4 separate regions of the Homo sapiens genome follow, and all the other regions are linked to region 4. A link is a loop called in an ENCODE intact Hi-C map of the cell type or tissue named here. Cell type or tissue: endothelial cell of umbilical vein. All regions are shown on one strand.

Region 1 (8,000 bases), 72 kb after region 4:
CTCCACACACACACACACACAAATTTAAAAATTAGCCAAGTGGGCGCTGAGCACCTGTAGTCCCAGCTACTAGGGAGGCTGAGGGTGGAGAATTGCTTGAGCCCAAGAGTTCGAGGCTGCCCTGAGCTATGATGGTGCCACTGCACCCCAGCCTGGGAGTGCGGTGTGAGACCTTGTCTCCAGAAAAAAAAAAAAAAAAATCTTTGGTGAAGCTCCAGTTCAAACATTTTGCTCAGTTTTTAAAAATTGGGTTGTGTTTTTATTATTGAGTTGCAAGGAGTTATTTATATACTCTAGGTACAAATCCTTTCTGGTTATATGTCTTGCAAATATTTTCTGTGCCTCAAGGGTCATTTTGAGAGCTGAAGGAGGGGAGTGGTCCTCCCAGGCTGGTGTGTTGCCTTCTGGAGTCCCTGCTAATTTAGGAGCTGCTTCTCTAGTCCAGAACTTCCTTTGGTTCTTCTTATCACAGTGAGTTGGAAACACCAGGTCACCTTGAATTCTACCTCAAGGCTTCTAGGGCCTTTGTGAGCCACACGGTGCAGCACCAAGCATAGCCTGAACACTAGACACATTTTCTCACCCTCTGCCTGAAAGCAGGTGATTTCGTTATTTAGAACAGCTCAGGGCCTTAGCGTGAATATTTGGAGAGGGTGATAGAGAAGGCACTGCCTGGTACCTGCAGTTGGGCCTGTCCCAGTACAAGCAACAACATATTAAAAAGAAAGGAAGTATTTGGAGTCCTTTGATGCCTCTAGTTAAAAGCTGCAGGCCAATTGCAATCTCTAATCTCCACTCTCTTTCTCATTTGAGGCAATGGGGCTATCCTTCCATGATTTTCTTGCCTTGTTTATTAACAGTTCGGGGGCAGTTTTTCCCTGTTATTTAATAGAAACATGAAAAAGCAAGCATCTTGCAGCAGTTATCAATTACTGCATAACAAATGATCCCAAACCTCATGGGTCTTAACAACCACCATTTGTTATTGCTCAGGAGGCTACAGTTCTGTTGAGCTGTGTCAGGCTCAGCAGGTCTCAGCTGGGCTCACTCGTGCACCTGCAGTCAGTCACGTGAAATCTCAGTCTCTCCGTCTGCAATCGACTCAACAGAATGAAGACACCATATTGCCCATTGGCCTTGCTGTTTCTGTCTCCATGGTTCTGGCTCGATTCCTTGCAGTACTGACACTTCTTCCAGCACAACCCTCTAGTAAGACAGCCTGGATTCCCTCTCATGAGCTTCTGGGCTCAGAGAGGTTTGTAGATATCTGGGACTGTTTTAATTTGGGTTCTGAGTAGCAGAGCCTGAGAAAGTCATTTGAGTGTAAGCAGTTTATTCCAGGAAGTACCAATTAGGACACAGGGAAGTGAGATCCAGGAGGGAAGGCAGCCAATACAGGGTATATTAGAGAGGCAGCTACTATTGTTGGAAATAGGGCACAATTTCCCCCCTCCCGGGGATATGCCTCAGGGTGGTTTCATCCAGGGGCAAAGAAATGGAACCTTTGCTGGGACTAGGGAGAGGGCCATGGGAGCCACTCTGTTTTACCAAGATTTTGCCTCTGTGGCCTCTCCCTCTAGGCTTCCCTGCAAAGGAATTGCCGATCCCTGTGGCTGGGGTTGTAGAGTCAGCCAGGCTTATACTGACATATTTAAGTTCAGCACAGTTGATAATGCTTGCGATGTCTAGGGACCCAGAGGGTAATCACAGAGTACAAATGAACTTAAACAATGCCAGAAGCAAGCCTGACTTGTTTTTTTCTTGGGGTATAATCATCTAAAGCCACTTGTGAGGGACAGAGGGGGCTGGATTTTTGCATTTATGGTACATTGACTGCATCTATTATGCTTTTTTTCTTTTTTTTTTTTTTTTTGAGACAGGGCCTCACTCTGTCGCCCAGGCTGGAGTGCAGCAGTATAATCTCAGCTCACTGCAACCTCTGCCTCCTGGGCTCAAGCCATCCTCCCACCTCAGCCTCACGGGTAGCTGGGACTACAGGTGCATGCCACCATGCCTGGCTAATTTTTGTATTTTTTGTAAAGATGGGGGTCTCGCCATCTCAAACTCCTGGGCTCAAGCAATCCACCTGCCTCGGCCTCCAAAAGTGTTGGGATTACAGGCGTGAGCCACAGTGCCTGGCCCTGTTCCAGCTTTGCTGTGGATAAGCAGGATGGGATGTCCATCATAAGCTGCTTCTCTTTCATCTTGAGCACGCATCATCAAATAGAGGTCTTCTTTTAATGAAGCAGCAGATATTTTTAGTGATTTATCATGAAATATTTTGTTACATGGAGTGATGGATTACCACATAAGTTAGATTAGTCCCTTGCAGCCTCATGATTCGAAAGCCCACAATTTGAGCAGTTGGATGCAAAGTACTTTAAAATGGCCCAGTTTCTCAGATGAGATTGTGTCAGTTTCCATGATGTGAACTTCTGAGCTTGTTCTGCTCCAAAAATGAAGCATAGGTTTTGACAAGTCCTTGCTCGAATCCTTAGATTCTTTCTCAGACCTTGACTGAATGTCCCTGGATGTGCACATTTTTCTGGCTTGTAGATTTTCACCATCTCACAAGGCTGCCTGGGATTACTGTTTTTCATGCCTTGTTCCATTTCTTGCCTATAAGAGGATGCTTTCCATCTATAGTATAGTTTTATAGCAATCTGAGTAGTTTCTCATTGTTTCAGGCTGAGTAACTTTAGCAATATCAGCCTCCCTATGTAGGTTAATTGATTGACACATTTATTTAATCAGGAAGTGTTATTGAGCGCTTCAAAGGGTGCAGCAACCACAAGGCCCCACATTTGCTCACACTGTCCCAATGCCAAAAATTCTGTCCCATTGGTTCTGCACAGCTTCACGTTATCCTAGAAAATGCAAAATTTTGTCTTGCTTCAAGACGACCTCTTTCAGTTGGTGGGTGGGGGGTCCCAGACATACTTCATCAGGCCAGGTTTCCTAATTTGAATCTAGGAAAGTATAATATGAGAAATACTTCATCTGATTTTGTTTTATAATCACTTAAGAATATTTATTTAAGCCAGGCGCAGTGGCTCATGCCTTTGGGAGGCTGATGCAGGAGGATTGCTTGAGTCCAGGAGTTCAAGACCATCCTGGGCAACACAGGGAGACCCTAAATCTAAAAAAAATATTTAGCTGGGCATAGTGGTAAGCACCTGCAATGCCATCTACTCAAAAGGCTGAGGTGGGAGGATTGCTTGAGCCTGAGAGGTCAAGGCTGTAGTGAGCTGTGTTCGTGCCACTGCACTCCAGCCTGGGTGAGCAGAGTGAGATGCTGCCTAGTATGTGTGTGTGTGTGTGTGTGTGTGTGTGTGTGTGTGTGTGTGTGTGAGTTTCCAAAGCCAAATCTTTGATTTTTTCACTTTCTTCTTCCTTGTGTCCTACAGATAACCATTCAGATTTTTTCTTATTTACCTTTCCATTTTAAAAAATGTAAGCAAAATCTATATATGCTAACGAATCACATACACCTCTCTCTGTCTTGTTTGTGTCATTTAATGAAGTATACTGGAGACTACTCCATAATGGTAAATGTTGATTTTTGTTTTAGTCAGGGTTCTTTCTCCAAAGAAACAGACTCAATAGGATGTGTGTTGGGCAAGGGATATAGTTGTATATATTTGTGTCAATGTGTACGTATGTATACATAGAAAGATATTTATTACAAGGAACTGGCTCACACAGTTATGGAGGCTGACAAGTTCCAAGGTCTGCAGGGTGAGTCAGCAAGCTGGAGACCCAGGAGAGATCATGGTGTGGTTTCAGTCCAAGGCTGGCAGGCTCAAGACTCAGGAAGAGCCATTGTTTCAGTTCAAAGACAGGAAAAAGCTAACATCCCAGCTCAAAGGATGCCAGACAGAATTATCTTATGCAGGGGAGGGCCAGCCTTTTTGTTCTGTTTAGGCCTTCGACTGATTGGCTGAGGCTCACCCACTTTAGCGCTAGTAATCTGCTTTACTCTGCCTACAGAGTTACATGCTAATCTCATCCAAAACACCCAGAAAAATGACTGACCAAATATCTAGGCCCCCCCCAGGGTCCCATCAAGTTGACATATAAAGTTAACCATCACAATATTCTTCACTCCCTTTAGCAGATCCATTGTATGAATGTGCCACAGTTGATTAAACCAATCTCTTGTTGATGGACAATTGATTATTTCCAATGTTTTGTTATGATGAAGTTCTGTGATGAATCGCCTTATGCATACATATGCTGTTTGTTGCACTGTACTTGTAGGACAGACTCCTGGAGGTGGGATTGCTGGATCAGAGCATGCACATATATATAATTGCCCCTTGCTAGGGGCTGTATCATTTTGCATTCCACCAACAGCATCCGAAAGCACTGGTTGCCCACCACCCTTGGCCAAGGAGATTGCGTCAGGGCCAAGCTGGCCAATAAGAGGGCTTGGTGGGAGTTTTGTGAAAATATCAGGACACAGAAGCTGTCTCTCCCTGGGGATTGCTCAGCTAACTGCTGGAAGCTTTGTGTCTCTTGGGGCTACCACATGGAGAAAGCCAGCCAAGAATAACACCAAGAAAGAAGGAGCAAAGACAGAAAAAAGAGACACAGAAAGAACCAAAAGACAGAGCCCCAATGGATTGGTGGAGCGCCTGAGTTCATCTGGACCTGAATCAAAGGCTAATTCTGCACTTTTCAATTACAAAAGCAAAAATTCAGATTTTTTTTTTTTTTTTTTTTTGAGACAGAGTCTCGCTCTGTCGCTCAGGCTGGAGTGCAGTGGTGATCTCTGCTCACTACAACCTCCACCTCCCAGACTCAAGCAATCCTCCAGCCTCAGCCCCACCAAGTAGGTGGTACTACAGGTGCAAGCCACCACACCTGGCTAATTTTTGTATTTTTTTCTAGAGATGGGGTTTCACCATGTTGCCCAGGCTGGTCTCGAACTCCTGGACTCAAGTGACCCACCCGCCTTGGCCTCCCAAAGTGCTGGGATTACAGGCATGAATCACTGCATCCTGCCAAAAAATTTTAAAACTCTGGTTTGAATTTGTTTTTCACACAACCCCAAATCCTGTCCAATCCAACATCCTACATAAAACATGATTTCTACCTTCAAGGACTTATGCAACTGAAACAGAAGACAGAACGAATGCAGGAAAAACTACAAGAAAATAGAGAAGAGTACTGCATTGGTAGTGCTTTATTTTATGGTATAGATCATGAGCCCCGTGAGTCCTTCAGAATTCAGAGAAGAGGTCATGAAAGAGGAGGGGCATGAAGTGGGCCTTGGAGTCATACGATTTGAATGGACAGGACATTAAACAGTGCCACAATCCCTTGTCTGCCATTTGAAATCTGAGAACCAACAGTTTTTGGAGAGTCGGGGCAGACTCCTTATGTTAAACATGCAGAAGCAGAAATTGTATTTCATTTTATTTTTAAATTTTTTTAATTTTAATTTTTGTAGACTGGGTCTCGTTATGTTGCCCAGGCTGGTCTTGAACTCTTGGGCTCAAGTGATCCTCCTGCCTCGGCCTTCCAAAGTGCTGGGATCACAAGCGTGAGCCACCATGCCTGTCCTAGAAATTTTAAACTGATTGATTAAACTGGGAGTGTGGTCCCAGACTCTTCCAGGGGTGATATGTCAAATATGGGATATGAACTGTTCAATTTCTGATACTTATCTGGCCTAAGGAGTTTGTATAGGAGACCACGTATCTGTGCTTCATATCTCAGGGAAACGAGGGATGTGTTTGCTGAGGCCTGGCTGTCAGGAAGTGTCAGAGAACCCCACAGGCACTACTTGAAAGGTGCTTGTCCTACAGGTAGCTGGAGAAAGATGGTTACATCCAGGCTGGGTCACTCTCTGCTGGATATACTCTGCCCCGGGCTGCCTCCTTCAGGGGGTGGGGGGAAAGGGACTATCTTCTAATTTGCACAAAAGTGCCATGTGATGTCTCAGATTCCTCTTAGCCTGGGCTCTCCTTCAAGGCAGAGCCTGAGACAAGGGTTTGAGCCAACTGGTTTACTTGGGAGGTGACCCAGAAAGCCCTGTGAAGAGTGGGGAAGTGAGGCAGGGAAGTCAATAAAGGGTTTGCTCATGAGTGAGTTACTGCAGAGGGCCGCTGGGCTCACTGCTGCCAGGGACCTCTGGGAGACAGTGGAGCACACATCAGAATTGCCCCAGAGAGTGGGGAGGAAGCCACGGCGTGTACTCACCAACTGGTCGAATGTTGTCTTGGGGGCCTTAAGTGCTCAACACTTCCTGGCCTCCCTGCAGTCCTCCTGTAGAGAAGAAGGGAGAGGCTGGCATATTCTTGAAGTAGGAAGCTCCCAGTGTGCATAGAAATTGCCCACCAACTGGAGGTGAGCACCGGGTGGGCCAAGAGAATGTGGCCCACAGTATCTTCTTGCAGAGCCCCTGCTAAACACTCCCTCCGAGGCTTTGTCTATCTCGGTTGACCACACTGTTCAGTGCTTCCTTTCCCTTTCCACCTATGAGCTCCCTGAGCTTAGGGACTGTTCCCTTTCATAGCTGTATCCCCATGCCTGGCATGGCGGCTGGGTCAGATCGTTACCCACCACGGGTTCTTGGGCTCTCAATGCAATAGGAATTGTCATGAGGCCAAAAGAGCTTTCCCAAACAAGGCTTTATGGGGCTGTGCCCAGGCATAAGGGAGGCAGCTCAGGGAAAGGATTCCCTAGCTGGCTCCCTGGAGGGTGTTGGAAAGGCATTTTTATAGGGGCCACAGCGGGAAAGGAGTGGCGTTAGGCATGTAGAGGCGGGAATGCTTAGCACCCGTGCAGATGAAAATACACTTCTTCCTGTGTCACGTCTCATTAGGATGTTAAATCTCTACCCGGGTGTGATTTTTGGTGTTATAATGAAGCTAAGATTAAGGGTCAGTTTTTCTTCTGGCCTTGTGGGTATGCAGGCAATAGGGTTAACTCCTTTGAGTAAGATTTAAGGTGGGAGCTGCTTATTTTAGCTTCCTCCAGGTCCCTCAATCTGTAGGTATGGCGCCTTGAGCAGGATTTATGGGGCAAGGTCTGGATGGCCTCGTTGGGATTCCCTCCAGCCCTGGGGCCTCCCGGTCACCAGCTTGTAGTAGACGTCCTCAGTGAGAGACAAGTGGGTGGGGCCCAAATCATCTCCCTACCCCGTCTCAGGATCAGCGCCCAGGTAGCATGTGCCAGGTCTGGGGTTCTTCCTGCGTACTTTACTCCTATTGTTCTCCAAAGTGTGCACTGCAGGTAGGACAACCAAATCTCCCATCACCACTTAATGCGGCGAGGGTTGGCAAGGAATTCCACTGGGTACCTGTCTCTGGAGGCTGAGGCCGGAGGCTGTGTGGCTAGGCTGACTATGGCTCTGCCTGGTACCTACTCCTGGCCAGGGGCAAACCTTTCCTTTAGGTGTTTTGGCAGAGTCAGACAGGGTTGCTCCTCACATTCCACACAACAGCTCTCGCCTTCATAAAGCACTTAAAGGCTGGTTGGCTCTCTATGGGTTTCCAAAGAGGAGCAGACTTCCTGCAGTCCAGATGTCTGGCAGGGGCCTGGTCCTTGTGCTGGTTCCCTCTCCAGCTTTGTTGTGATGTAGGGAGAAGCCTCTCTGTCTGTTTGGGATAAACTTAATCCTCTAAACAGCAACTGATCCAAAATTTCCATATAGGCGGGGTCTGGGGGGCAGCCATCTGGTTGGAAGGAAGATTAGGGAACTTGTATTAGAACTACCTCTCTCTAATGTATGGTGAGCACCCTGGTTTCCCTTTGGGGTGGCTTTATAGAGGGGTCAGTTGATATTACAAGGAAGCTAAAGGATGCCGCCTGTGATACCTGAATTCCTTAAGAACAAGGCATCCTGCAGGGAGAATTTGCAGAAATGTGATGGGGGATGGGCAGAGCGAAGCCAGAGGAGACCTTGACAGTCGGCCACCAAATATTCACCCGACCTCTGCTAGATTTGTTCTTGACAATGCACTTTTTTGTAGGCAAATCAAGTTATCGCT
Region 2 (8,000 bases), 94 kb after region 4:
GACATCAGCTGTGCGAAGAATGAGAGGGGCCAAAACAAACTAAGAAAAAACAAATTCTGGAAGAAACAAAGGTAATTTAGAGAACAGAAAAGAACTCGAAAACAAACCTATTACCTCAATTCAACATGGACAGCATCTGGTGAATAAAAGGAACGCTCAAATAAGAAAGAGTTCTTAGAAATTAAAAAAAAATGATTAGAGAAATATGAAATTCAACAGAGGGACTAGAAGCTAAAGCAGAAAAAGTCTTCCAGTTCCTCAGGCAAAACCACAGAAACCGCAGACCATAAAGATGAGCCATGGAAGTTTAATTCAAGATATTAGCCCAGAACGAGAGACCAAAAAATACTGAAGGAATAATTCTGGGAAAAAAAAAAGTGTTTATAGAAGAAAATGCCCCAGGGCTGAGTATCTACATCTTGCAGAGAGCTAGACTTTGTCTCCCTTTATCGACAAGTGCTTGGACGCTGCCTTCAGGGTCTGGGTGTAACCTGGGCGAAGCAGCTCCCTCCAGCCCCGGGCAATTCCTGGAGAGGGATTAGGAGTTCACCATCAGCAACAAGTAGTTTGGGTAACAGGGAAAGAGGCTTGGGACCTGAAAGGGGTGCATCACAGCATCCACCACATCCACCCCTTGGGCACCACTAGAATCCAGCTGCTTTGAATAGACGTTTATCCTCTGTGGGAACAGCTCGTCCAGGATGGTGGCTGGGCATTTTTATTGGAGAAACATAGAACAGAAAGGATATTGACATACATTGTAATCCCCATGACTGCATTCAGCCCCGAGGCTGTAGCTGATTCTCATTATCTCCTCTTCTATTTTACTCCATCTTTATACCCTCACCTCTTGCCTCTAGTGCCTCTGCTGGCCTAGGTGGCTTATCTGGGAGAGTAACCCAGACCTTCATCCCTGAGGAGAGCAAGCCCTGGCCACAGTCTTTCACAGGCGTGGCTGCTGCATTTGTTCATTTCCATCAAAATTGGGCGGGTGTTGGGAACCAAGAGATGCTCTGGCCGATCACGTGGGGGCCTGACCTATTGTTCTGCAACAGCAGCCCTGCCTCCTCCTGAGGAATGTGGATAATTTGCCTGCCAGCAAGGTGACTCTTTTTCTTGTCTGCTGGTCGCTTGGCAAGAGGAACCCAAAGTGATAAGGCAGCAGCAATAGCTTAAATGTAGTAGGACTCACACGGTTTCTCCTGGAAGAAGTGTTACCCCTCTAGGAACTGGGATCTTATAGACTAGTGCTGTCTGATAGAACTTTCTATGATGATGGAAATGTTCTATATCTGATTTGTCCAACATGGTAGATAATAACTATGTGTGGCCACTGAGCCCTTGAAATCTGGCTAGTGTGTCACGGAGAGTGAATTTTAAGGCCAGGCGTGGTGGCTCATGCCTGTAATCTCAGCATTTTGGGAGGCCAAGGTGGGGGGATTGCTTGAGCCCAGGAGTTTGAGACCAGCCTGGGCAACATAGTGAAATTCTGTCTCTACAAAAAATAAAAAGAAAATAAGCCAGGCATGGCTGAGGTGGGAGGATTGCCTGAGCCTGGAGGTTAAGGCTGCAGTGAGCTGTGATCATACCACTGCACTACAGCCTGAGTGACAGAGTGAAAGCCTGTCTCAATAAATAAATAAATCAACAAATATGTAAAGTGAATTTTAAACTTTATTTTAATTACTTTAAATTTAAATAGCTACATTGGGATAGTGGCTACTGTGTTGGCCAGTGCAGCTCTGTATCATCAGAACCTAAAGCTGCAGAGTACAATGCCCAAACTCCCCACCTGGGTCACTGGAGGTGATGGTGAGTAGGGCCACGCCTTAATATCCATGCCTTGGCTCTATCAATAGGGGACATGGCACCATGCCATGGTCTTTGATTCAGGGCATATACTACATCCCAGAGAATGCCACCCTATACCGGAAGGGCATCATCTCCAAGCTGGAGCCCCAGCTGTGCCTTCAGAAGGCTCTGGCATCACTTTCTCAGGCATCAGCTTGTGAGTGCTGCAGAGAGGACTACTAGACCCATGACCAAGTATCCCTCCTCTGCTGTGAAGTGGGTTGCTTGATCCGAGGTGGTGGTGAGTAAGCGGAGCTCCATGTTGGTGGATCAAATATTATAAGATGGATTGTGGTGCTGGCCAACACTCTACAGGCAGGGAAGCAGAATGTGTGTTGCCTCCAAGCAAGATGAATTGCTCCCCCTTCCAGAGTGAAGGGATCCAGTGTCATCAACTCGCCACCAACTCTTTCATCGGTCACTTTGAAAGATTAGGGGTTTGACTTTGGTTTCTGTGGCTCGCAAATTGGCCCTTTGGCTGTGGCAGTGGCTCAGCCTTGGCGAGTTGGAGCTCTTCTGTCTGGCACATGCAGAGCCTCCACCCCTGCCACCATGGCCTTTCCCTTTGTGAGCCCGTTGTGCCAGCACTGGGACAACCGATGGCAGAGGCTAGAACAGACAGCAGCTGACCGAGCCGTTCTCTCTCCTTGGCTGTGTCAAGCCTTTTCTGGGTTGTTTGCTCTCTGGCGGATATTAACATCTGTGCCAGGATCTTCACTGGGTGCCAACTTCCATAGACACAGTCACATGTCTCTTCCCCTCCGTGTTCTCAACCTTCCTCCTTCCAGGCCCTGACGAGCCCATCAAATCACACAAGACTGCCCAGGAGCCAATGTGGAGTCTGATTTCAGGATACTTCTCTTTCTACACTGCCTGAAGCCCTGCCCACTGCGAGAGCTTCCCCATTACCGCCGTCTCTCATGACCACCCTGAATGAGGCGGCCAGAGTACATCTGCAGCCAGTTTTTATTTTGTGCCCACATTTCAAGCTCACTCACCCCTGCACCAAGCTTAACCTTTCCCCTCCTCTGTCAGGTGATCACAAGGGACTCTCCCATGTGCCTCTGAGTGCGATCTGAGGGAAGGGCGCTGGTGTGGGGGTGATGGCACATGGGAGCGTGGGTCACAGCTCCATCACCAAATCGTTCCTCTCCTCATGTTCCTGCCCCTCGTTTATGTTGTGACTTGACCCTGGTTCTTGCTCTGGAATCCAGGAGGGAGGTGGGGACACAGCCTAGGGCAGGGATGTGCATGTTGTCTGGCAAGATAAAGGCTCAAGTGATCCCACAGGGAGCTCTGGAGCTAGGATGTCCCTTTGGCATCATCCTGAATTGAGGTGAGAGGACTGGCCCTTTTCCCTCCATATTGTCCAGACATTGGCTGCAAGCTGCCTCCCGAGAGAGTCACCACAACCTTGGCCAGGGTAGTCAATGCCCAGAGAAGCTCTCAGCTGTGAGCTGTGAGCAATGGCTCTCCCAGCAGCTGGGGGTGTGAGTGCCTCGCTCCAGAAGGGAGATCTAACTCTAGAATTCACCCAGCGCTCTGCTCTGTTCAGCCGCCAATAATACAGAGAAGATTCTACAGGCCTCCAGAGAGAAAAAAGAGGACTTAGAAAAAAATAAAATTAGAAAACAACATTTTATTTTTAAAAAAATTCCTTCCTTTTGTAAATGTTTGCTAAAATCATCCCTTAATCAGTTAAGGGATCAATTCAAAGACTACTGGTTGAGGTAGTACTAATTCTACTGTGTCAAAAACAACTCGCTTTACTAAAGTAAGCCTTGTAGGGGTAGGATTTGGGGTTGTCCTGTACAACTAACTGCTACCTGGAGTCCTCTACTTCCCCTCAAAGGAGAAAAAATAAGAACGAGAAAAAGAGCAGAGGCGGTACAGAGGAAGGATCACTCTGAAATGAGCAGAGGAACGCGTGGACCATGCAAGACTGTGGGGCTCCCCGTGGATCGCCCCGAAGTGCTCTGAATACCAAGCAATTCTTCAAAGTCTTATCACAAGACAGTGACCATCATGTATAGACAGCTTACATTTGTTGAGTAGGAAAGTGTCCCAGGGCCTGCTCCCTGCTCTGCCACACGTGGAGGCCCAGGGCTGGGGCTGTGTTCTGTGGGAGAAATCCGCGGGGTCGAGCTGGTGGGGAGACGCCTGGTAGGGCGAGGCGTTTGGTTTACTCTTGTGACTTTGGTCAACGCTCTGCAGGTTTGGCCGGCTCTTCTCTAGCGCCCTCTGCTGGAAAACGTCAGGAACTCTGTATTGAAAATACGTAATGAATATTTTTCAGTTTTTGGGCTTTTCTAGTGGGGAATTCCAGGTGCTCTCTCCAAAGCCCAGAGCCTCCCCAAGAGGAGCAGCTTTTACGAGACATTCTAGAAGGCAGAGAGGAGAATTCTGCTTCAGTCTGGTCTGAGAGGGGCCTGGGAGCCTCTCTGGTGGGTAAGAACCCAACTCTGGCACTGTCCCCCGCTGAGACTGTGAGCTGCGAGGGAGGCCGGGGTGCAGGCCTGCCTCCAGCGTGATTAGCTGTCTCAGGGGACAAATTCATCCCCAAGTACACCGTGAGGGGTTTCTGCCTCTCTTCCCATCTTGCTTTGAGGGTGGTAACAAGATTTATTCTTGAAATTGAAGGGGCTAAGTATTTTATACCAAACCTATAATTTGTTTTATTATTTTTTGAGACAGGGTCTCACTCTGTTGCCTAGGCTGGAGTGCAGCACTCACTGCATGCTCTATCGTGGCCTCGACCTCCCAGGCTCTGGTGATTCTTCCATCTCAGACTCCCAAGTAGCTGGGACTGCAGGCGCCCACCACTATGCCCCACTAATTTTTGTATTTTTATTTTATTTTTTGAGACAGAGTCTCACTCTGTCACCCAGGCTGGAGTGCAGCGGTGCAATCTTGGCTCACTGCAACCTCCGCCTCCCGGGTTCCAGCGATTCTCCTGCCTCAGCCTCCCAAGTAGCTAGAATTACAGGCACACACCACCATAGCCAAATAATTTTTGTATTTTCAGTAGAGCTAGGGTTTCACCATGTTGGCCAGGCTGGTCTCAAACTCCTGATCTCAGGTGATCCGACCGCCTCAGCCTCCCAAAATGCTGGGATTACAGGCATGAGCCACGGCGCCTGGCCATATTTTTGTAGTTTTAGTAGAGACGAGGTTTTGCCATGTTGGCCAGGTCTTGAACTCCCGGCCTCAAGTGATCCTTCCATCTTGGCCTCCCAAAGTGCTGAGATTACAGAAATGAACCACCGCGCCCGGCCTAGAATTTATTTTTATATCGGTCTTCCCAAGTGACAAGTGCTGTTCTATAGAACGCTCACTTGAAATTATGCACAGGGAACTTTTTGCTCAAAACAAAAGATCCCCATGTTCAAATACGACTCCTATGGAATGTGCTTGCGTGCCTCCTCTGGAGACTGTAAGCTTCAGGTGGAAGCTTGGAACTTAGGATTTCATTATTCTGTGGACGCAGGGATCGGTGGATGGATAGGAGGACAAACAAATGACACATTCCTTTTTTTTCTTTTTGCTCATTGTATTTTTTTAAAAAACATTTTAAGTCTACTGTACATACAGAAATATGAACAAATAATAATTGTATAGCTTGATGACGTTTCTCAAACTCACCTCTGCACCTGGATCCAGGAAGAGAACATCCCCAGACAGTCTCTCACACCGTCCCCCATGAAGGTGGCTACTCTCCTGATTCTAACAGCAAGGATTCCTGTGACCAGCTTTTGTCCTTTGCCCAGATAGAACTACGCGGTGTGTTCTCGTCAGTGTCTGGCTTTTTCGCTCCCTATCAGGAGTGTAAGATTTACCCACATTTTTGTGTGCATGGATTATAATTATGGCAGTGCAATCTCTTATCATAACAATTAGTTTGTGTTCTCCCAGAAGAGACCCTGAGCAAGGATCCTAGTGTAAGCAGTTTATTGGGTGACGAAGAAAACCCTGGCAAATGAGGTGAATTAGGAAGAGAGACAAGGAAAGGTAGGTGGCCAATAATAGGTGTGTTATATAGCAAATTACCACTGTGGGCACCTGGAGCTCAATCCCGCCGGTACCTCTGGGAGACGGTGTGGAGATGCCTCGGAGGGATGCAGGAGCTGTGTATTCACATCCAAGCTCCATACAGTCACTGGCTGATGGGCAAAGACTGTCTGTGTTAATGCCCTGGAACTCCCAGCCAGCTGCAGGGAGAGGCACAGGGGCTCTGGTGTTCGCGAAAGCTCTTGGAGGAAGAACAGCAGTGAAGGCAGTGGGAACTCAGGGAAGAGGGAGAGGGAAAGGAATCTGGGCAGTCAGAATCTGCTACAGACTCCGTGGATCAGGGTTTTACGTGACGCTTCTGTACTCAGCAAAGAACATTCTGGACCAGGTACTTGCTTTTCCTGTGAGAACATTTGCTGTGTTCATCCATCCCACGTCCTTTCATTCTCTTCCCACTTTTCCTTTTGCAAAGCTACACTTTGCTCAGATGCAGACAGCCTTAGTGGGTCTGTCAAACGCAGCCTAGGGTGGGTCTTGACCTAAGCTAGGCCAGCCAAAACCTGTCCTTCGGGGCAGGAAAGGGCTGGGACTGCCTTCTCCTGGGGTGGTGCCTCCATCAGTTCTCGCTGTCTGGTTTCCTGGGATTGCCCAGCTTCTTCTTGTCACTTGCTAGTGAAAGTTTTCCTCAAGGTTCTGTGAACTGCCCCATATTCTAATAAATTCCTCTTTTTGACTGTCTAAGTCCAGGCCCTCCAAGCAGCAGATGCCAAGGTGGAATTAGATTTCTAAGGGATTTATTGGAGAAATTGTGGAGGGCACCAGAGGAGGCTGGCAGACCCTTCAGCCAACATGCAGGTCTGACCCTGTGGAGGAGCGAGGGAAGGAAGGAAGGAAAGAAGGAAGGGAGGGAGGGGGGGCGGGAGGAAGGAAGGAAGGGGAGGAGGGGGAAGGGAGGGAGGGAGGAAGGAGGGCACCAGATGAGGCTGGCCGACCCTTCAGCCAACATGCAGGTCTGACCCTGTGGAGGAGCGAGGGAAGGAATGGAGTGAGGAGGGAGGAAGGAGGAAGGAAGGGGAAGGAGAGGACAGGCAGGGAGGGAGGGAAGAAGCAGGGAGAGAGGGAGTGAGGGAGGAAGGAAGGCACCAGAGGAGGCTGGCAGATCCTTCAGCCAACATGCAGGTCTGACCCTTGTGGAGGAGTGAGGGAAGGAAGGAAGGGAGGGAGGGAGGGAGGGAGGAAGATTTGATAGGAAAAGTTTTTGCAATGCAATTCTCAAAGAGTTTTGGCAAGTCCGAGGGCGGTGGGGGTGGTCCTTAAGCCAAAATTAGCTGGGTCTCAAAGAATAAACCTGCCTTAATATCCCTGCTGCTTTTAGTCATTGGCTGGAAACAGTCCATGGAAGTATAGACTTTGGGCCTAAAGTCAGGGGCAGCACCTGGAGCCTTTGGTCAATTATGCTCGCTGCAGCAGGAAACCTGAGAGGCACAGCTGTCACGTTGCCTCAGTTAACAAGACAGCAGCCAAAGCTACACCAGCTGATACAGTTCCTTTACCTCTATGGCTGTTTCTTTTTAATATATATATATAAATTTAAATATAAATTGCCTTTCTCCTTGATTTATTTGGATAATTAATAGTATATGACATCTACTTATCACACTCTGCATGCCACATTGAACCAATTACACTGTTAGAGTTTCATTTTGTTATCTGAAACTCTAGCCATATGTTTTGTTTTTAAAATGCAAATGCCCCTTAGTAGTGTTAAGTCTTAGTTGTTTACCCTTTCGTAAAACCAATGTTATCCAGCTGGCTCAATCCCACTTTCCAGCTGTTGGACCTTAGGCAAGTCTGTGAACCTCTCTGAGCCTCAGTTTTCTCATCTGTAAATGAGACCCTGCTCATGGGGTGACATAGTTTTACTCTGTGTCCTCACCCCAAAATCATCTCAAATTGTAATCCCCACATGTCAGGGGAGAGACCTGGTCGGAGGTGATTGGATCATGGGGTCAGTTTCCCCCATGCTGTTCTTGTGATAGTAAGTGCATTCTCACAAGATCTGATGGTTTAAAAGTTTAAAAATGTCCCCCTTCGCATGCTCTCTCTGTCTCCTACTGCCATATAAGACGTACCTTGCTTCC
Region 3 (8,000 bases), 66 kb before region 4:
GATTCTTGTGCCTCAGCCTCCTGAGTAGCTGGGATTACAGGCGTGTGCCACCACATCCAGCTAATTTTTGTATCTTTTAGTAGAGACAGGGTTTCTCCATGTTGGTCAGGCTGGTCTTGAACTCTTGGCCTCAAGTAATCTGCCCACCTCGGCCTCCCAAAGTGCTGGGATTATAGGTGTGAGTCACTGTGCCTGGCTGAAATACTGCTTTGTTCTTGATATTAGAAGAAAAACAATGCAAATGATATTGTTAATTGAAAGATAGTTATTGGAATGAAAATAGAAAGTGCACCTTCCAAATTACAAAGCATATTCCATAAAGCCAAAATCAGTGACCTCTCCCCCAAAAACAAAGTTAGAAGAAAAGCTAAAACCAAGTGCAATGGGCATCAGAATACACAGATGTGTACTGGTTACCACACACAAAAAGTAGTAAGTATAAGCAGGTTAAATTCCCCTACCGAAGACCAAGTCCATCAGACCCAGCTTTCAAACACAGAAAGACTGACAATAAAATACAGAAAAGGAGGCTCACATGCACACACACCCACACAAAGCAATATTAATATCAAGTAAAAAAGTATTAACAGGACAAAGGGAATTATTTCAAATAGGTTAAATATGTAATTTACGATATACCTATAATACTTATGAATCTTTATGCAACAAATAACATAGCATGAAAATAAAACAATGGAGGCATACTCCATTAAAACAACTTTCAGAAACTAAAGGGGAAAAACACTTTTTAAATGGGGGATATTAACACACACTATCTTTGAGAAATAAAATAGGCAATACAGTATAATACGGAAGACTTGAATGTAGTTATAGCAAGACTGGTTTAACAGCTATATATCAAACTTCACAGAATCCAACATCTATGAAACATTTACAAAGTTATTATTCTAAGCGATGCAAATAAATCCCTCAAAGTAAGTGTTACACAGGTCACAAGCAAACTCAATACACTGGGAGTCCACCATCAAGAGTTTAAGCTAAAAAATTCTCAATTATTTGTGGATTTTAAACACTCAAGTTAAAAAAAAAAAGTAATTCTCAATTACTTGTGGATTTTAACACTCGAGTTAAAAAAACTGATTATATAAACGAAAAATAATCAACATTGTGATTCGCATATAACAAAAACTGGCCAAAGCTGAAATAAGAGACAAATCCATAGACTTGAATTTCCTACAATGCAAGAACTAAGTTTTAAACTCAAAAAATAGAAATAAAAAAGTTTTATTAAGGAAGAAATCAATAAAAATAAAAGCAAAAATGACTTACATAATGAAATTATCACCAAGTATTGTTAATCACTAAGCTACAGACAGTTGAACTGGTAGTACTGCAGGTAATTAAATATCCTCTTAATCAAACATTTATTTAATTCATTAAAAAATAGTCTTATTAAGTGCCCATTATGTGCGAGGTACCATGTGAGGGATCAGAGATACATAAAAGACACCATTCCTGCTCTAAAAGTTAGAGCCCTAAGAGGGAAAAGGTGAGAAAATCAGGGATGTCAGTACATGCACAAGGAAATGAAGACAGACAAGGTGCACTTCCAAAGGGAGAACACCCTTGAACTGAATCTTGAAGGACAACAGGGGTGAGCCAGGCAAGGAAGAGCATTTCAGGCAGACCAAACAGCAGCAAAAAATAAAAAGCCTTGCTGCTTATTTGGGGACCTGTAAGAGGCTGCCAGTGAGGGCAGAAGACAGGTGATAAGTGATAGAGAAGGAGGCAGACTAGACGAAGAACATTCTGAAGGCTATACTGGGGAGTGTGACTTTTGTCCTGAAGGCAATGAGAATCGAAATTACATCACACAGCATCTGAGGTGAGTGAGGGAGAGAGAAGGGGTAGAAGATTACAAACCAAAAGACTGCTTAGCAGGATACTCCACTGGTGGGGAAACTGAGGCTCTGAACAAAGTCTTAGGTAGTAGGCAGAAAAGAGATAAAAGAGCACCAGCACAAAATATACAGAGCCACAGAGTGAAGAAAAATACTACCAATACTGAACAAAATAAACAGTAGTCCTCCCTTATGCTAGGGAGATATGTTTCAAGACTCCCAAGGGATGCCTGAAACCACAGATAGTACCAAACCCTATATACACTGTGCACAAATTTCTTTTTCCTTCTTCACAATTTCATAGAAGATTCATTCTTACTGTAGATCTTAGCAACCTCAGCATATAGTTTTTTTCTTTCTTATTAAGTCAAGAACGCTCACCTTTTCACTTAAAGGAAGCACTGTACAGCTTCTCTTTGGCATATCTGATTGCCAGCATCACTACTCTTGTGTTTTGGAGCCATTATTATTATTACTATTATTTTTGAGACAGAGTCTCACTCTGTCACCCAGGCTGGAGCACAGTGGCGCGATCTCAGCTCACTACAATCTCTGCCTCCTGGGTTCAAGTGATTCTCAAGCCTCAGCCTCCTGAGTAGCTGGGATTACAGGAGCACACCACAACACCTAGCTAATTATTGTATTTTTAGTACAGACGAGGTTTCACCCTGTTGGCCAGGCTGGCCTCAAACTCCTGGCCTCAAGCAATCCACCTGCCTCAGCCTCCCAAAGTGCTGGGATTACAGGCATGAACCACCACGCCTGGCCTGGAGCCATTATTGAGTAAATTAAGAGTTACCTGAACACAAGCAATGTGATACCACAACAGTTTATCTGATAACCAGGACCACTGCTAAGTGACTGACAGTTAGCTAGCATCTACAGCATGGATCCACTGGACAAAAGAATGATTCATATCCCAGGCAGAATGGAGCAGGATGGTGAGAGATTTCACCACACTACTCAGAATGGCATGCAATTTAAAACTTATGAATGGTTTATTTCTTTAATTTTCCATTTAATGTTTTTGGACCCTGGTTGACCACGAGTAACCAAAACCTCAGAAGGTGAAACTGCAGATAAGGGGGACTACCGTATTAAGTAGTAAAATGTGATATTCAAAATGTTTTTTATTAGGTACAAAAAATGCAACCTTCAAAAACTGGAAAGGCAGCACTTAATAGATTTCAAGGTTATTTTTTCTCTTTGCTTAGGATCATGCAAAGGTCTAATCTCTTTTTAAAGAAAAAAATCACACTGCACCGGACTCCTCATTTTTTTAATGACGGAACGAACATTCAGTGACCTTCACAAATCCCCAAATTAGTAGCATATAATTCTACCCATAATATGTGGGTTTTGCCCCGAATAAAGCATTCACTAAAACAGATTCAAAAGGAGTCTTCTTCTCACAAAAGTATCTTACACAGGAGATCTCAGTCACAACCAAATCTGCCATGCTATTCTTCATTTCATGCAAGTTTCTATTTTCTGCCTGAAAACTACTGCATTTTTCCGATCTCTTCAGTTTTGGTACTAGCACTAGTTGGCCATCCGTTTTATGCCATGTTTTAGGGGAAAAAATCACTCCAAGACAGTTTCTATAGGAGTGATGAGTAGAGAATAACAAAACCCCAGTGAGATGCCACTACTTGGTTCCCACCACCCCATAAATTCAGAGGATTTAAACTCCTGCCTCAGCACAATTAGAAAGCATTGTACACCTGCAGGTTGTCTTGGGACTGGCCACCCTGTCAAATTCATTCAGCAAGTGCCCAAGGCCTGCAGGAAAAGCCAGTGCACAAAGGCTTCAAGCCAGACCCTTCCAACCTGTACAGTGTCACAAACCACATCAAACACTAGATGTCACTCTGTAACAGCCACCACACTACATATCCAAACAGAAAACAAGTAATAGACTTATAATAGCAAGTTTTTGTACAACTCTCTCCTAAAGGTATATATTAATTTAAAAAAAATCAACTTACCAAAACTGCATTAACAGATTAATTTTAATTAAAGAGAAAAAAGCTCTCTACATGTCTCCTGCTATCCTAACAATAAATAAACATGCTCAGGTTTCAGTGTGAATTTCCCATATCTTTAGCCCTAATGCAGTTTCTACCATCTGCCCTTAAAAGATTCTTGGAAGCATTTTTGCTAGTATTGCCTTCCACAGGATCTCCTCTTAAGAGTGTCAGTTACCAACACATCAAGTGGCACACTATGTGAAAGAGGCCAGCATGCCAGGAAGCTCAGGGCACCTGGACTGCAACAGATAACAACAAGAATGTAATTTCAGACTTCCACGAACATCTTATCTCCAGTGTCCCTTCCTCCAAGGTGAACTGAGTAATTTGGTATATCCCGTTGGGTCAATCCCAAGTTTCTCACCTATAAGTCTTGATGCAAAAGGGAGACTGCAGTCTTTAATACTAAATTTGCATATTAAACTATCCATTGAAACTGACTCCTTTCAACTCAAACATTTGTCTAATTAAAATTACTAACATTCTATAATAGGATAATCACATTTTAACCAGGAAAAGTGCATGCAAAGAATCTCCAAAATGGACCACATGTTTATATTTTGTTCCCACCTTCCGGTTTGTACAGATCATAGACATTTCACAATCAAAATCAGACACCAGAATAACCACATGCTATAGAGATAAAGGATCTCAGTCCTATGTTTTATTATTTCCCCAGTATCCAGTACAGGCGATAGCACCGAGGAGCAACTACAGAGCTAATTCACCACCACAGGCAACATATGAGACCAGTGAAAAAGGGTACCTTGGCCACCTGGCCCTCTACTGTGATCCCTGCAGAGCAGTCTCAAGGCAAGATCACACTATGCCATAACAATAATGTTATCATTTGGAGTTGTTCCCAACCAAGGGTTCAACATCAATAAAAGCCACAAGTATGGCTGGCATTACAAAGAAAGCCAGATGATTACACACCTCTATTATCATTTAAATATAGCCCCATGTCATAAATGTGACCCAAAATCTTAGTCATGCTAACTAGAGACATTCACTTTGCCAACTGGAACTCAGGGAGACTTTGGGGATGAGAGATGGGTGTCTTTGTCAGCTCAGTTCTTTTAAAAATGTTCTCCAGAAAATCTGAATTGATAGTGGCTTTTTCTCAATTGCAATCAGTCATTTAGAATTATGACAGTGACCAAAGAGCTGCATTCAAAATTGGAATCATTCTTTTAAAAGAAAACAAAATCTACTAAAGCATCTAAATATTTGAAATCCTCAATAAGAACTTAAATTCCAAGGATTTTAGAAGAATCTGCTTTTCTTGTTCATTTTAGTTGTTCTTGTCCCTCTTCCACTCAAAAACCGTGAAGTGGCCCTTACAGGAAACAAAATAAAAAGCAGTATCAGCCTGAGAGGTTTGTAGAGGAAGTCCTTCACCTCGGCATGGGAGGAGGGAGCAGCACGGAAGGATGGCTGCACACTGGACAGCCTGGAATAAGAAATAACAAAGCAGAGAAAAGCGCAGAAACTGTGGCAACTAGTTAATTGTAAAAATATGATTCTGCCACCTTGCTATGTATTATTTGCTTATAAGAAAAGCCATTAGCCATTGTATAAAGAAAGAAAAGGAATCGTTACTTAATCCTGTAGGACACCGAGCCTGAATCTGTTGACTTGCCTAGAATTCAGTTCAGGCATTTTCACTGAACCTCCACAGGAGCTTTTAATTTGTTTTCATTTTCAAAGAGTTACAAAAGATATGCAATTCTCACAAAAGAAGAGGAGGAGGCAGGGGTGGGGGGAGGAAAAGAGGAGGAGGAGAAGGAAAGGAAGAAGAAAGGAAATAAATCTCAGAATTGTTTGTAATCCTATTATATTCATAACTCTAGTTTTTCTTTAGGCAATTCACTATTAGTATCTGAAGTAAAATGGTGCTACTAAATGTGAAAAGTTATAAATGAATGCATTTGGATGGGAAATAAAATCAACATTCAAATTACTGGATTGCATATACAAAACAATGCTACAGAGAGTGAAAATCAGCCATTTGTTTCATCTTATTGGCACTGTACTGGATATAGCTATATTACTATTATCAGGAAAATCATTAAAAATTCTTTTCCCCTACTCTAAGGAAAAAAATTAGGGGCTAAATCCACTATCTATATAAGCTCACCTGGAGCAATGAAGAACAAGAGACCCAGTGCTGAATTCCATTAAAGTAAGACATAGATTCCACTACATCCCTGGATTCACCACTGGTCAAATTATGAATCCCAAACATAACTACACCCAGACTGTGCACATGCTGAGTCCAGCCATCCAATCCAGCATAACACCAAACTGCAGAGAAGGAAGGGAGTCAGTACATATAGGCGTGTAATAAATCGCAAGCAATCAAATTTCAATACCAAAGGAAAAACAAAAGCTAGCATCCACAATATTATTTTTCTTTCTCTGTATGTCCTAGAAGAAACCCACATGTCATCTGCACTTGCTGTGTGGTTCACCTGCTGCAGTTTGCCTCTTCCACCAATGCTTCTCAAATAAGAATCTCCTACCAAAGGACGGGTGAGAAAGAGACATGGTGCATCATCCTGGAGTGCACTGAAACTGTTTTCTTTATCTTGAAGGGGAAACAGATGGAGAAAGGTTGAAGGTGTGGTGGGGAGATGAAGTCCTAAGGAATTTGGCTAGCCTTTATTTAACATTATTTTCATTTTAAAAAATGCATGAAAACAGTAGAATGACATTGTGCATGGCTTTTCAATTCTGTTTGCAGAGGGTCACTTTGGAGCCATGCTTCTCCAACCTGTGGAGGTAAATGCTCATTCCCCTCAGCCAAGGGCACTCTGGTAATAAGAAGAAGCCCAGAGAAACCATTTCAGTAAAATCCTAAACCTTAAGTCAAAGTCCCCTGCATTACAAGGATACAGATGTACAAGATACTAAGGATTTAACCATGTTTAACAATGAAAAGTGGTCTTTCAAACGATGAGATACGGCTCTACTGGAGGACTCTAGAGCCTCCCTGTCCAATACAGTAGCCACTAGCCACATGGATCACCTGAGGCCAGGAGTTTGAGACCAGCCTGACCAATATGGTAAAATCTCATCTCTACTAAGAATACAAAAATTAGCCAGGCATGGTGGCAGGTGCCTGTAGTCCCAGCTACTTGGGAGGCTGAGGCAGGAGAATTGCTTGAACCCATGAGGCGGAGGTTGCAGTGAACCAAGATAGTGCCACTGCACTCCAGCCTGAGCAACAGAGCGAGACTGTGTCTCAAAAAAAGAAAAGAAAAGAAAAGAAAAAAGTAACAAAGGATTGTTAAGTCACGGTTGTTGGCTTTGGAAGAATTTGCTTTTCTTGTTCATTTTATATGTCCTTGTCCCTCTTCCACTCAAAAATATGTACAAAAATGCACATAAAAAACATGGAGTTAGAGTTTTTACACTCTCATTAGGAAACTAAGGCATAGCCACATTAAGGGATAACTATGGATATCCAGCCACAGTCAAATGATAACACAAGGCAGGGCTATTATATGAGTCCAAAGGAAAGAATGAGCACTTCCAGCAGGAGTTGCCAGGAGAAATTGGTGGGTCTAAACAGGTCCTGAGAGAATGGGCCAGATGGGGAGAAGAGCTAAGGGCAGTCCCTGAAAAGAGAACTGAATAAACTAAGAGGCAGAAGTGAAACTATGCAAAGAGAGATAAAGGGGCAGTGTTAGCCCGACAGAGCACTTCCACAGAGTAACCACAAAATATGAAGAAGAGCTACACTGAGAGCCAGGGAGAGGACTGTGAGTGTTAGACCAGCCTGGGCCACACTTTACAGACTATAAAGAACTCATTCAGGTCTCTAGGAAGGCTAATGACAAGATAGAAACAGGGTTTAATATAGTGGGGTAATTTAAATAAAATTTAGAATAAAGAATCTGTTTATCTGTGATTTCAAATCCTGTGATATTTGAAGAACATCCAAATGAGTGGCACTCCAATGCCAGAACATGTTTACGTTTTGAAATTAAGCCTCTTGTGTCGATGTATTTTAATTGGAGTGTGGGAGGGTGAGGAAATATCAAATTCTATAAACTTTCTAAAACATACATGTATAACTCCAAACTATTCTATTTCTCTAGTA
Region 4 (8,000 bases):
GCCCCATTATATGAGGTGAAATATCCCCTTCTTTCTGGACCATAAATGTGAAGAAAGCTGGCCAAGGCCGGGCCTGGTGGCTCTCACCTGTAATCCCAACACTTTGGAAGGCTGAGGCAGGAGGATCACTTGAGCCCAGGAATTGAAAGCTGCAGTGAGCTATAATCATGCCACTCTACTCCAGCCTGGACAACAAAGTGAGAACATGTCTCTTAAAAAAAGAAAAAAGGAAAGCCCCTCATTTGCTTTGCCTGTGTAATTCTACCCTACCCCATGCCAACACTGGCCATGATACAGCCTAGGTTAAATGATTTTACATAATTGTCAAGAGTATTAGCAAGAACATTCTGGAATCATAGAAGGTTTCGAGAGTGGAATGCAACTGACAGATGTAGTCCTCCATTGTAAAGAGAAAAAGTAACCAAAGCTGGTTAGTGACTGGTTGTTCCCAGAACTAGGGAGGAAACCACTTGCCTGGCTTTGCCATGATGCTTCTGGCCTCATTAGGATGGCTGGAAAATGCCATCACATCTGAATGCCGTTTTGTAAAGCAGTTCCATGCACTTATTTCACCAACACTCAGAAAAGTTGTATGGCTGGCACAAGGTCATCCAGCTCACACAAGGCAGGTAAAAAGACAAACCAGAACGGCACTTGGAAAAGCAGGAAGGAAGTAAATACATGCCTCAGTTTGTCCTCTGGAAGCTGGAAGTCAAGATAGACCAGTTCAGAGAGAGTAGGAAAGGCTCCTGAAGAAGACGACTGGATAAAGAAAATGTGATATTTATGCACAATAGAATACGATTTAGCCATAGAAAGAATGAACTCCAGGCATTCATGGCCACAGGGATGGAACTGGGGGACATGATGTGAAGTGAAATAAGTTGGGCACAGAAAGTTAAACACCGTATGTTCTCACTCATATGTGGAAGCTAAAAAAAAGATCTCATAGAAGTAAAAAGTAGAACAGAGGATATTGGAGGCTGGAAGGACAGAGGGAAGAGGGGGATAGGAAGAGATTTGCTGAAGGATACGAAATTACAGCTAGATAGCAGGGATAAATTCTCATGTTCTATGGTGCTGTACGATGACTATAGTTAACAATAATACATTAGATAGTTCCAAATAGCTAGAAGGAGGATATTGAATGTTCCCAACACAAAGAAATAATAAATGTTTAAGATGACGGATATGCTAATTACTCTGATCTGATAACTATAAATATATGTATTGAAACATCACTATGTACCCCATAAATATGCACAATTATTATGTGTCAACTAAAAAAAATTAAAAAGCCAAAGTCCTTACAATGACCAACAAGACTTGACATGATCTGATGTCCCATTACCCTTTTTTTATGCTTCAATCAGTTGAATTTCTTTTAAAAAGGGGTTTTTTGTTTGTTTTTAGAGATGGGGTCTCACTCTGTCACCCAGGATGGAGTATAGTGGTGTGATCATAGCTGACCGCAACTTCGAATTTCTGGGTTCAAGTGATCCTCCCACCTTAGCCTCCCTCCTAGCTGGGACTACAGGTGTGCCACTATACCTGGCTACTTTTTTATTTTTCTTTTTTGTAGGCATGGGGTCTCACTATGTTAACGAGTTTGGCCCAGTATATTTTTAAGTGCTTTTTGTTCGACTAGATGAATCAGAAGTCTATTTCTCAAGTCAATTTCTGACCTGCCTGTTTCAAGCATGCCTGGTGCTTTTCCTGTGGATATTCTGTTTACTACTCTATACATACCCTCACTATCCTCCATGGAGACAAACTTTGGGTTTTCTTTCCTTGCTGCCAGCACTTCAACTATTGGGGCTTCTTCTACTCTCTGCCTCTACCTCTGGAAGACCATTCTTCCTCCCCTTTGCCAGCTGCATTCCTGCTCGTTGGTGGGAAAAGCAATCCCTGTCAGGCCAGTCAGCTTCTGTAAACTAAAATCATTTGATCATGTAGACACAAGGCTAGTATGATATTAAAAGGAATGAGCCAAGGAGTCACAGGCTTAAAGAATTTTAGAATTGGAAGGATGTTAGAGATAAGTTACCGGATACAGGAGATGAGTCTAAGGAGATCAGTGTTTTGGTTTTTTGTTTTGTTTGTTTTGTTTTTTGTTTTCATTTCAGATGCCTGAGGCCACAAGCTGATACCCTCTGTGTTTCAACTACTTATTGCTATGTAACAAACTATCTCCAATCTTAGTGGCTGAAAAAAACATTTTGTTTATTTGCTCACAATCCTGCAATTTGCAAGGCTTGTCTGGGACAGTTCATCTCAGGTTTACATGGCTGATGTTTGACTGGGGCTGAAGAATGGACTTGCAAGATGGCCTCACTAACATGGCTGGCAAGCTGGTGTTGACTGTTGGCTTGAAGCTCAGCTGGGGCTGTTAACCAGTGGCCTCACTTCCTTTCTGCTTGGCCTCTCCACATGGCTAGATTGGACTTCTCACAGGGAGGCAGTCTCTGGATATTCAAACTTCTTACATGGTGGCTGGCTTCTTCTAAAATACAAAAATGAAAGCTGCCAGGCCTTTGTAAGGCTTAGAATTGAACTGGCACCCTGTCACTTCCTCCATGATCTATTGGTTAAAGAAGGTCACAGAACCAGCCCAGATTCAAGGAGCGGGGAACAATCCAAGGACATGAATATTGGTAAGTGTGATTCATTGAGAACCATCATTATAAAAAATTAGCTCACTAATTTTCCCGCTTTCACCAAATATTGAGCTTCCACTGAAATTTTCAGGCCAGCAAATAATATGGTTAGTCGAACATTGTCCTAGGAGACACCTGAGCTTTTGACCTAGCCTGGTTATTAATTAGCTTTAGAGACTTGAAGCCATCTAAACTGTAAGTTTTCTGGCCTGGATGAATTTTCATGTAGCTTCTAGCTCTAAATGCAGAGTCCTAGGTATCAGTTGGTCTTCAGTTCCTAGATGAAGCTTTAAAAAAAAGTTGGGGCATATGATTTTACTATATTGGATTAAACAAACCTCTGATTTTTCAGTGCAGTCAAGCTGTATAAAAGCTCAACTGTGTCTCTACTAAAAATACAAAAAACACTAGCCAGGTGTGGTGGCGCACACCTGTAATCCCAACTACTCAGGAGGCTGAGGCATGAGAATTGCTTGGACCTGGGGGCAGAGGCTGCAGTGAGTGGAGATCACACCACTGCACTCCAGCCTGGGCGAAAGAGTGAGACCCTGTCTTAAAAAAAAAAAAGTTCATTTGGGGCTGGACACTAGGGCTCACACCTATAATCCTAGCACTTTGGGAGTCCAAGGCAGGAAGATCGCTAGAGGCCAGGAATTTGAGAACAGCCTGGGCTGCAGAGCGAGATCCTATGAGGCATGATTGTACCACTCCATTCCAGCCTTGATGACACAGCAAGACTCTGTCTCAAAAAACTTGAGTTATTTGAGATAACTCAAGTTATTACTAATTACTTGCAGCTGGCAGGGAGGTAGGAACATGGATGGAGTCTCCAGAACAGTTGGGAAGAGGGCGTGTCCGCTCTCTGTGCCACTAAAACGCAGCCACAGAACTTCATTGGCATACACCAACACACATTTATTCAGCTCATGAGTCTATGGGGTTCATCTGATCTGGGTTGGGCTTGGCTGGTCTTGACTGAGATCACTTATCTATCTAGGAGTTCAGTAGCTATTGGCTGATCTAGGGTGGCCTTAGCTGAGTGTAGTGATGCACACCTGTGGTCTCAGCTATGAAGGAGGCTGAGGTGGGAGGATCACTTGGGCTCAGGAGTTGAGGCTGCAGTGAGCTATGATCATGCCACTGCATCATCCAGCCTGGGTGATGAAACAAGACCTTGTCTCCATAAAAAAAGAAGACCATTAATTAATCAATTAATCAATCTACCATAGAAAATATCTTGTAAAAACCAACTTTGAAAATGGACTTGTTGAGTGAGCTTTTTTTTTTTCTTTAAACAGAGTTTTGCTCTGTTGCCCAGGCTGGAGTGCAGTGGCACGATCTCGGCTCACTGCAACCTCTGCCTCCCAGGTTCAAGCAATTCTCTTGCCTCAGCCTCCCAAGTAGCTGGAATTACAGGTGTGTTCCACCATAACCGGCTAATTTTTATATTTTAGTAGAGACAGGGCTTCACCATGTTGGCCAGGCTGATCTCAAACTCCTGACCTCAAGTGATCCACCCACCTTGGCCTCCCAAAGTGCTGGGATTACAGGAGTGAATCACCGCACCCGGCCAGGCTGTTCTAATATCTCACGATTGCAGTTCATGCTGTCTGTGCCTAGCCCCAGGACACATATGCAGAGGGACGTGGGAGTGGGCTTGCTGAGTGGAAAACACCAAATCCACCATAGTGGTCACCTCCGATGGTGAGGAGGGCCATTAGTGGGTCCTTGAGAGAATGTAATTGTTTGATGGGTGTTGATTTCATCATTTCTGTCCTTCTTTGTATGTCCAAAATGCGTTGTTCATAATTTAAAAATGCCTGAATACACTCTGGCTTTGAATCGGCCCAGATACAACCCTTTTCTGGCTCTGCTTTACTGTTTTTACTTGTTAAGAGTTTTTCTCAAGCATGCTGGAGTGACTGATGCCTCCAAGAAGCACATACTAAAGAAATACCGAATTCGTTTTCTGCAAAGTTAGCAAAACCATCAATTTTTAAAAAGTGTTGTTTAATCTGTGGCCAACAGAAAGTTTTTCTCTGACTTTAGGTTTTTTTCTTTCTCCCCAGCTTTAAAAAAAATCCATTTTCAGAAAAGTGACTTATATAAACAGTCCCCACCTCGGAGAATTCCAGGATATGCTTTATCCACTGGGCACTAAAACCAAGAAAACTGATCTGGGTCATTTCAGGCTTCCATCCTTTGTTATTTCAAGTCAATAAAAATAGTTGGGAGGAAGGTGACTCAGGATCTGGCTTGCTCTGTCTTCTTGATTAAAATAATGGCAGATTAATTTGGCTTATTTGATTCCTTTTTATCTCTTTATTATTCTTGCTGGAAATTAGATAAAATGACCATTATTCCTTTCTCACCTCCAATCAGTTGACTTAGAGCAAAAAAAAATTATTTTCACCAGATTGATGTGATTGCACACAAGATTTCTGAATTAGATAGCCCTAGTTTTCCCTCACTTCCTCACCAAAAATTCCACCCATGAAGGTATATTTCAAAAATAGAAAGTGAACACAATGACCATGTGAGTTTCCATTAAGAAGAAAGAGGGCTATGATTCAGCGGTTGTGCAGGCACTGATTACCTAATCAAGGCCGTAACAACTGCTGCTATTTAGAGGTGATACCCTGAATCATAAAAAATTTTCTCTTTTGATGTTCCCTCTACTTTAGAAATCTCAGAGTGTTTTAAAATATATATGAGAACCTCAGGTACTTCTATCAATAGTAATCAACAGTCTGTCTTTACTCAGTAGAAATAATATGTAAAAAATACTAATAGCTAAAATTCATAAAGCCCATCATATGTGTGAATTACTGTTACAGTTTTCATGGATTTATATACAGAAAGGCTCTGCTCCTCATGCAGAGATAAAGGCCATCAGAAGATCAAATAAGTTAGAAGAAGGAGGCAAAATACATCCATATTCTTCCAGAAAAGAGAAAAGACAAAAATTATCAGCTGTTTTTGAGTGGCTTGGAATTAGAAACGATCCTGGTTCTTCTGCTTCAGAGCAAAACAATAAGAAAAGATAGGTGAGGAGCCACCAGCGTGGATGCTTTCAGAATCTAAATTCAAATGATACTTTTTCTCTAGCAAATCACCAGGTTCTGACATGACTGACTGTGATTCTTGGCAGAGGATCAAACCTTCTGCTATGAAACCCCAGTGAGAGGTGAAATCCCAGGGCAAAACCCCAGTGTGGGGCTACAAAAAGAAAATTGGTTCCCCTCCGGGAGGGCCAGGGTCTGGCTTTGAGCAAGGCAAGCCAGGCACCTAGGGCGCCAGATTTGAAGAGAAGTAGGTAACTCACTCTCATGGCTGTGCAAGGGCTGACCTGCAGAATTGTTCCAAGTCCGACTCTGAGTGCCAGCAAAGTGAAGTTTCCCTAAAGTATTAAACCTGGAGATCCCAGGGGTGGAGATGAAGCTGAGCCTGGGTCTGGAAAGTGCTTGGTGGTGGGGGCATCAGTACAAGGGCACTTCTGGCATCTCCCGTTCATCTCAAATGGGCCTGCATAGGGAAAGTTATTACAAAGTCCATTCTCAGCCAGGTGCGGCGGCTGATACCTGTAATTCTAGCACTTTGGGAGGCCAAGGCAGGAGGATTGCTCAAGCCCAGGAGTTTGAGACTAGCCTAGGGAACATAGCGAGACCTCATCTCTACAAAAAGTAAAAAAAGTAGCCAGACATGGTGATGCATGCCTGTAGTCCCAGCTCCTCAGGAGGCTGAGGTCATAGGATTGCTTGAACCTGGGAGGTCAAGGCTGCAGTGAGCTGTGTTGCACCACTGCACTCCAGCCTGGGCAACAGAGCAAGACCCTGTCTCAAAACAAAAAAAAAGCCTATTCTCAATAATCCAAGGGTAAAACAATGAGATAAAGCAATACCTTTATAAAGCAATACCTTTCATTGCAAGGAGGGAGTAAAATTGCTAGTGTGTATGTGGAGTAAAACAGAGTAACTCTATCAGTTAAGACTTTTATAGGATTACAGTGGCTCATGCCTGTAATCCCAGTGCTTTGGGAGGCCAAGGCAGGCGGATCACCTGTGGTCAGGAGTTCAAGACCAGTCTGGCCAGCATGGCAAAACCCCGTCTCTACTAAAAAAATACAAAAAAATTATCTGGGCATGGTGGCGTGCACTTGCAATCCCAGCTACTCAGGAGGCCGAGGCAGAATATCACTTGAACCCAAGAGAAAGAGGTTTCAGTGAGCCGAGATCATGCCACTGTACTCCAGCCTGGGTGACAGAGTGAGACTACATATCAGAAAAGAAAAAAAAGACTTAAAAAAAAATGTAACCCTGAAGAAGGCCAACTTAAGCTGCTGTAAGAGAGAAAAGGGAATGTATTAATTCATGCAACTGAGATGTCCAGGAAGGGAGTTGACTTTAGGGTGCAAGGCTGAGCTCCTACTGGGCCTTTCTGTAGCTGACTCACCCCTGGGCTCTTCCTATGGCAGGATGGCCAGGCAGTTCAGGGGCTCAAACAAGAAAACTGGGTTGACCTTCACTGGGCCCCTGCCAATCACTGTGGCAGGTGATGGAGAAAGACCAAGACACTTGTGAGTGGGTAGGGGACAAGATGTCCCTAAAGGAGAATTGGGGACTGTCACAAAATACAGTGAATGACTGGTGGGGAGCAAAAAGCCGCAAAAGGCCTCTGCAATAGGAGAACAAATGACAGGTCAAATCTGGCTCTTCACAAACTACTTAAATGCCGCCATTGGCTGTACTGAATGCCAAGAAAACACATTTTCTGATACCGGCTACCTCCAAGTTGGTGGGCTGGGGAGATTTTTGTGTGAGAAATGTTTTTAATTGTATCTTCTTGCTGAAGCATCTAAAACCTGCCAGAGAGGAGTGACAAACATTCAGTTACCCTGCCTGCTGCTTCCTCTTTTACACAAGTATATCATCACTTCATTTCAGGAAGGGCAAACACTTTTGTGTTAGAAAATTGCCTGATAAAAGGGCTTCCTCCATTCACTAACCTCTTGGCAGAATTGTGACCGCAGACCTATGGAAAGCATGCAGAGGAAGTGGCGTTTGAATGCCACCCTGCTTAAGGGTTTTCATGCACTCACAGAAAATCCCCAGACCAAAGCCCTAAGTCATCTCTACTTACCCAGAGACACAAACAGGCCTTTCCACTCTCCTTAATGCTAATGCTTTGGAAACACTGAAGCTTCCTGCAACACTTTTTGATCATTCACTTTCCAAAATCTGAATCAACACTTCTAAGGTAACAAAGGGCATCTGCGGGTTCTTTTTGGCTTTGGACAAAGTGCAACTTCAGCTACTAGTTTCAAAAAGAAAAGTTCTAGTGCTT

Evidence for each region. Peaks named below come from ENCODE experiments on the same cell type or tissue, not always from the same donor. Only the 100,000 strongest peaks of a DNase experiment are listed, where the experiment ranks them.
Region 1: it touches region 4 in a loop (5-fold over the local background); 4 of 110 quality-filtered maps call a loop at or near these places.
Region 2: a loop joins it to region 4, with 6 times the contacts of the local background. A loop is called at or near these places in 4 of 110 quality-filtered maps.
Region 3: it touches region 4 in a loop (7-fold over the local background); 2 of 110 quality-filtered maps call a loop at or near these places.

Annotation. Positions count from the first base shown.
Region 1 is chr20:20,798,754-20,806,753 of GRCh38, forward strand. No RefSeq gene overlaps it. Among named protein-coding and RNA genes, the nearest start is that of RALGAPA2, 90 kb to the left of the region's middle. RefSeq lists an enhancer at 6,838-7,338. In endothelial cell of umbilical vein, no CTCF peak of the experiment used is centred here; a DNase peak (open chromatin) is centred at 3,788; H3K27ac peaks cover 828 bases.
Region 2 is chr20:20,821,073-20,829,072 of GRCh38, forward strand. No RefSeq gene overlaps it. Among named protein-coding and RNA genes, the nearest start is that of RALGAPA2, 110 kb to the left of the region's middle. RefSeq lists an enhancer at 1-648. In endothelial cell of umbilical vein, a CTCF peak has its summit at 4,097 (motif pointing left); a DNase peak (open chromatin) is centred at 4,059; H3K27me3 peaks cover 1,409 bases.
Region 3 is chr20:20,661,262-20,669,261 of GRCh38, forward strand. All of the region lies in intron 3 of RALGAPA2 (Ral GTPase activating protein catalytic subunit alpha 2), which reads right to left. Among named protein-coding and RNA genes, the nearest start is that of RALGAPA2, 47 kb to the right of the region's middle. RefSeq lists a silencer at 3,742-3,801. In endothelial cell of umbilical vein, a CTCF peak has its summit at 3,708 (motif pointing right); DNase peaks (open chromatin) are centred at 3,740 and 4,100.
Region 4 is chr20:20,726,961-20,734,960 of GRCh38, forward strand. LOC105372555 (a long non-coding RNA gene) reads left to right here and starts at 2,300. Exons shown (of 4, transcript XR_937312.3): 1 at 2,300-2,654. In endothelial cell of umbilical vein, no CTCF peak of the experiment used is centred here; DNase peaks (open chromatin) are centred at 4,861, 5,141, 5,791, 7,611 and 1 weaker place; H3K27ac peaks cover 4,338 bases.